2 separate regions of the Homo sapiens genome follow, and region 1 is linked to region 2. The links are chromatin contacts, found by POLR2A ChIA-PET in ENCODE. All regions are on one chromosome and are shown on one strand. Each heading gives the region's core, a stretch centred on a gene start or an enhancer-like site at or near the end of the contact. The rest is flanking DNA. Distances are from core to core; before and after follow the strand shown. Region 1 overlaps ZNF592 (zinc finger protein 592). Region 2 has its middle 20 kb from the start of WDR73.

Region 1 (2,700 bases), core at 90-2,589, 150 kb after region 2:
AGCTCCAACCCCGTGCCCCTCTATGCGCCAAATCTCAGCCCGCCTGCGGACAGCAGGATCCACGTGCCGGCCAGTGGGTACTGCTGCCTGGAGTGTGGAGACGCATTTGCCTTAGAGAAGAGCCTGAGCCAGCACTATGGCCGGCGGAGCGTCCACATTGAGGTACTGTGCACACTGTGCTCCAAGACGCTGCTCTTCTTCAACAAGTGCAGCCTGCTCCGGCACGCCCGTGACCACAAGAGCAAGGGGCTCGTCATGCAGTGTTCCCAGCTGCTGGTGAAGCCTATCTCTGCGGACCAAATGTTCGTGTCGGCCCCTGTGAACTCCACGGCACCAGCAGCCCCAGCCCCTTCATCCTCTCCCAAACATGGCCTCACTTCGGGCAGTGCCAGTCCCCCTCCTCCAGCCTTGCCACTCTACCCAGACCCTGTGAGGCTCATCCGGTACTCAATCAAGTGTCTTGAATGTCACAAGCAGATGCGGGACTACATGGTCCTGGCTGCACATTTCCAGAGGACAACAGAGGAGACAGAGGGGCTGGTAAGCAGACCCTCACTGTTACGGGTATCGGGCCCCTGGCTCACACAGGTTCCATGACTGGGCATGGAGAGGAAAGCTCATTGATATGGGGGCAGTGGTGGAATCTTATGAGTCTTAGAAGAGGATGTCTGCCTGAATATTTAGTGTTTGGTGTTTGTTGGAAAAGGTGTCCTGCCCATACTGAGGTGAGACCCTAATTTAGCAAGTGTATTTACGGACGTGTCCCGTGTTCCACTCAACTTCCCCTCAAAGGGTCTGTCAAGGCCCAGTGTCAGGCCCGAGATAGGTCTTTACTGGATGATCTCCCTCTGGTCTCTGGCAGGTGTCAGCACAGTCTTAGCATGTGACCAAGGAACTTGGGGACAGAGATAGCTGAGTCACTGCCCCTGCACCTCAGTCTGTTCTAAGAACTTTGTCTTTTTTTTTTTTTTCTTGAGACGGAGTCTCACTCTGTCACCCAGGCTGGAGTGCACTGGTGGGATCTCAGTTCACTACAACCTCTGCCTCTGGGGTTCAAGTGATTCTTATGCCTCAGCCTCCCAAGTAGCTAGGACTCCAGGCATGTGCCACCACGCCTAGCTAATTTTTGTATTTTTAGTAGAGACAGGGTTTCACCATGTTGCCCAGGCTGTTCTTGAACTCCTGGCTTCAAGTGATCTGCCCACCTCAGCCTCCCAGAGTGCTGGGATTACAGGCGTGAGCCACTGTCCCCAGCCAAAGAACTGTGTCTTTAATAAGTTGTTGTTCTGCCCTGCAGTGACACAGCTGTTCTTGCAGAGTCCTTTTGTGGAAACTGCAGTAGGGCCAATGGCAGGGCTGGGATAGGAGGAAGGAGAGTGGACAGACATGTGGGGCCTGTGGCAGAGGTTTATGGAGCCTCCTTCTTTCAACTGCGTTCTCACCACTCCAGGAAAGCAACTGTGCTTGTCTGCTTGTTTTGATTCTTGGTTATGCTTGATGAGATTCATTTAAAAAAAAAAAAAAAGCCTTCTGCGCTGAGAATACCCTTTGGCACCTTCTGTGTCTATGTTATGTGTTAGTGGTTTCTCTGAAGAAAGAGGCCTCCAGAAGGTGGTTCTCTTCATGACATAGCCAGACCCACCCCTCATGGTGCTTCCCTAAGCTGGTGCTACAGAGGCCTGGGAGGAAAGTAAAACAGCTCTTTTTGCTTCAGTTCAGCCAGGGTTCTGTGCATGTGTTGGTAGCTGTTGAGCTTTGCATGTGTTCCCTGAGTGCCCACTGTGCATGGGCTGGGGGTCTATGCCAACCAGGGGATGCCGGCAGAAGGGAGTCTAACCTTCAGGAGCTTACAGTGGCCTAGCAAGGGCAGTGGTCACCACCCAAACAGCTACAGTATATGGCCAACTGAGAGTGGGGCTAAACCAAGGTTATAAACTTAGTTGCGCAGAGTGCCCCAGAGGGACTAATTCACGATGACTCCATGCGTAAGGAAGATGCTGTGTGGAGGTGAAATTTAAGTTGGGCTTGCAAGGATGAGTTTGGAGGAGTAGGAGGGGCAAGGGTGTTTTGAGTATAGGGAGCAAAGGAATATGAGAGTGCAGAGTGGGTTTGAAGAAGAGGACATTGTTATGCATGAGGCTGGTCTTGGAAATATTAGGGTAGAGGTCAGAGGTTGAGTTTGGCGGGCCTGTAGGGCTTCTGCAGAGGACTCAGCCCCCCAAAGGGGCCAGAAGGTGCTATAGGATCCCACTGTGGCCTCTCATCTCCTCCTGCTCTGTTTCAGTTTGCATTTTTCTTCTGATGCGTCAGATGGGGTGTGGGCACTCTGGGTCTCTTCCCCTGGGGCTTCAGTGTTCTTGCTGCCCCAGCATGGTTGAGTTGGGCCAGGTTTACTTTATCTGAGTCAAGGGGCCATGAGGAGGCCCCATGGCAGTGGAGGTCTGATGCCTGGGCCTGGGATTTTTTCACACTGGTCCTTACGTATCTTTTTTTTTTTTTTTTTTTTTTTTTGTGAGACGGAGTCTTGCTTTGTTGCCCAGGATGGAGTGCAGTGGTGCGATCTCGGCCCACTGCAGCCTCTGCCTCCTGGGTTCAAGTGATTCTCCTGCCTCAGCTTCCTGAGTAGCTGCGACTACAGGTGTGCGCCACCATGCCTGGCTAATTTTTGTATTTTTAGTAGAGATGGAGTTTTGCCATGTT
Region 2 (2,740 bases), core at 180-2,679:
AGGGTTTGGCAAGGCAGGTAGGAGCAGTCCCCAGAGAGCTGGGTGGCCAGGATGCAGTGGTCCATGGCCTTATCTCCATAAAGCCTTCCACATGTCTGCCGTCTTTACTGCTGTTGCAGGCTTTTGCATAAGACTGGCTTTTTCCTCTGCTTTTTTTTTTTTTTTTTTTTTTTTGGAAAGGGAGTCTCGCTCTGTCACCCAGGCTGGAGTGCAGTGGTGCCATCTCGGGTCATTGCAACCTCCGCCAACCGGGTTCAAGCGAGTCTCCTGCCTCAGCCTCCCTAGTAGCTGGGACTACAGGCGCCCACCACCACGCCCGGCTAATTTTTGTATTTTTAGTAGAGACTGGGTTTCACCATATTGGCCAGGCTGGCCTCGAACTCCTGACCTTGTGATCCACCCACCTCGGCCTCCCAAAGTGTTGGGATTACAGGCGTGAGCCACTGCACCCAACCTTTCCTCTGCTTTTTTATGTTTGGGATGTTTAAGTTTTAGTCCCTACAGAATTTTGACCACTTCCAGTCCTTGAAGAGGGACAGGATGTGCTCTCAAAGAAGGAGCCCTCAGGATCAGTACTGAGTTCTCTAAACATCCATCCGAAGCAAGCACAGACAGAATCTGTCTGTTCCAGGCAATGGTGAAGTTCACAGCAGAACCAGAGGAACAGTTGAAGCACAGCCCCAAAATAGAACGAACTCTAGCCCGTCCGCAAGAGTGATAAGAAATCGCAGTGTGGGCCCACGCGCGCCGCACGGCCGGGTCGCCGCCGTACCGTGGTGTACGTGCAGAATGCGCAGAGCGAGCGGCACCCGCTTACCCTGCGCTCCTCCGCAGCCTGGGCCGGGCCGCCCGGGACGCTGAGGCGGTGGCGGCAGCCGAGGGGGCCGGTCTTGCGCTCCGCAGGCTCGCGCGCCCGAGCCCGGGTTGCCGTTCGCCGCACAGGCCGCGTTCTCTCAGCCCACGGCGGCGATTAGGCGCTGAGGCGGCCGCCTGCGCTGCGCCGGAGCCTAGGACTCGGAAGCGACCCGGCCGAGGGCCCTGGGTGCCAGCCTCCTTGAGTCAAGGGTAGCGGGTGCATGGCGCAGTGACGGCCCCTATCTCTCTCTCCGCTCCCCAGCCTCGGGCGAGGCCGTCCGGCCGCACCCCTCCTGCTCAGCTGCGGTCGCCATGGCCAATGACAGCTGCGGGCCCGGCGAGCCGAGCTCGAGCGAGCGAGACCGGCAGTACTGCGAGCTGTGCGGGAAGATGGAGAACCTGCTGCGCTGCAGCCGCAGCTCCTTCTGCTGCAAGGAGCGCCAGCGCCAGGACTGGAAGAAGCACAAGCTCGTGTGCCAGGGCAGCGAGGGCGCCCTCGGCCACGGAGGGGGCCCTCACCAGGACTCCGGCCCCGCGCCGCCCGCTGCAGCGCCGCCGTCCAGGGACCGGGCCCTGGAGGCCAGGAAGGCAGCGAGGCGCCGGGACAGCGCCTCCGGGGACGCAGCCAAGGCAAAGGCCAAGTCCGCGGCCGACCCCGCGGCGGCCGCGTCCCCGCCTCGCGCGTCCCCGGGCCGGACAAAAGCCATGGCTGCTTGTTATCCGGTCAATGGAACGGGTTATGTACGTCATGTTGATAATCCAAATGGAGACGGAAGACGTGTGAAATGTATTACATTACGTTAAAGAACGGGATGCCAAGGTAAGTGGAGGTATACTTCGAATTTTTCTAGAAGGTAAAGCCTAGTTTGCTGACATTGAACCCAAATTTGATAGACTGCTGTTTTTCTGGTCTGACCATCGCAACCCTCATGAAGTACAACCAGCATATGCTACAAAGTACGCAATAACTGTTTGGTATTTGATGCAGATGAGAGAGCACGAGCTAAAGTAAAATATCTAACAGGTGAAAAAGGTGTGAGGATTGAACTCAATAAACCTTCAGATTCAGTCAGTAAAGACGTCTTATAGAGCCTTTGATCCAGCAATACCCCACTTCACCTACAATAATTGTTGACGCTATTTGTTAATTTGTGAATACGAATAAATGGGATAAAGAAAAATAGACAACCAGTTCGCATTTTAGTAAGGAAACAAACAACTTTGTGTGTTGCATCAAACAGAAGATTCTGACTGCTGTGACTTTGTACCGCATGATCAACTTAGAATCTGTGATTGCTTACAGGAAGAAGATAAGCTACTAATAGAAAATGTTTTTACCTCTGGATATGAAATAAGTGCCCTGTGTAGAATTTTTTTCATTCTTATATTTTGCCAGATCTGTTACGTAGCTGAGTTAATTTCATCTCTACTTTTTTAATATATGTCAAGTTTGAATTGGAATAATTTTTCTATGATTAGGTACAATTTATCAAAACTGAATTGAGAAAAAATTACAGTATTTCTCAAAATAACGTCAATCTATTTTTGTAAACCTCTTCATACTATTAAATTTTGCCCTAAAAGACCTCTTAATAATGATTGTTGCCAGTGACTGATTAATTTTATTTTACTTAAAATAAGAAAAGGAGCACTTTAATTACAACTGAAAAATCAGATTGTTTTGCAGTCCTTCCTATCTTACACTAATTTGAACTCTTAAAGATTGCTGCTTTTTTTTGATATTGTCAATAATGAAACCCAATTGTAAAACAGTCACCATTTACTACCAGTAACTTTTAGTTAATGTCTTACAAGGAAAAAGACACAATAAGAAGAGTTTAATTTTTTTTTTTTTTTTGAGTCTTGCTCTGTTACCCAGGCTGGA

Evidence for each region. ChIA-PET counts read pairs that join two places held with the same protein, here RNA polymerase II (POLR2A).
Region 1: POLR2A ChIA-PET joins it to region 2 with 10 read pairs in activated CD4-positive, alpha-beta T cell. The contact joins two enhancer-like sites. POLR2A ChIA-PET finds 5 or more read pairs at or near these places in 10 of 52 experiments (A673, GM12878, H1 and 7 more).

Annotation. Positions count from the first base shown.
Region 1 is chr15:84,784,356-84,787,055 of GRCh38, forward strand. It overlaps ZNF592 (zinc finger protein 592), which reads left to right. Exons shown (of 11, transcript NM_014630.3): 4 at 1-540. Among named protein-coding and RNA genes, the nearest start is that of ALPK3, 32 kb to the right of the region's middle. Within about 2 kb of position 1,340, at least 5 of the 41 ENCODE cell types and tissues checked have a DNase peak (open chromatin) inside an H3K27ac peak, as active enhancers do.
Region 2 is chr15:84,632,707-84,635,446 of GRCh38, forward strand. It overlaps the pseudogene SCAND2P and the pseudogene EGLN1P1. Among named protein-coding and RNA genes, the nearest start is that of WDR73, 20 kb to the right of the region's middle. RefSeq lists silencers at 682-1,031, 1,502-1,581. Within about 2 kb of position 1,430, at least 6 of the 41 ENCODE cell types and tissues checked have a DNase peak (open chromatin) inside an H3K27ac peak, as active enhancers do.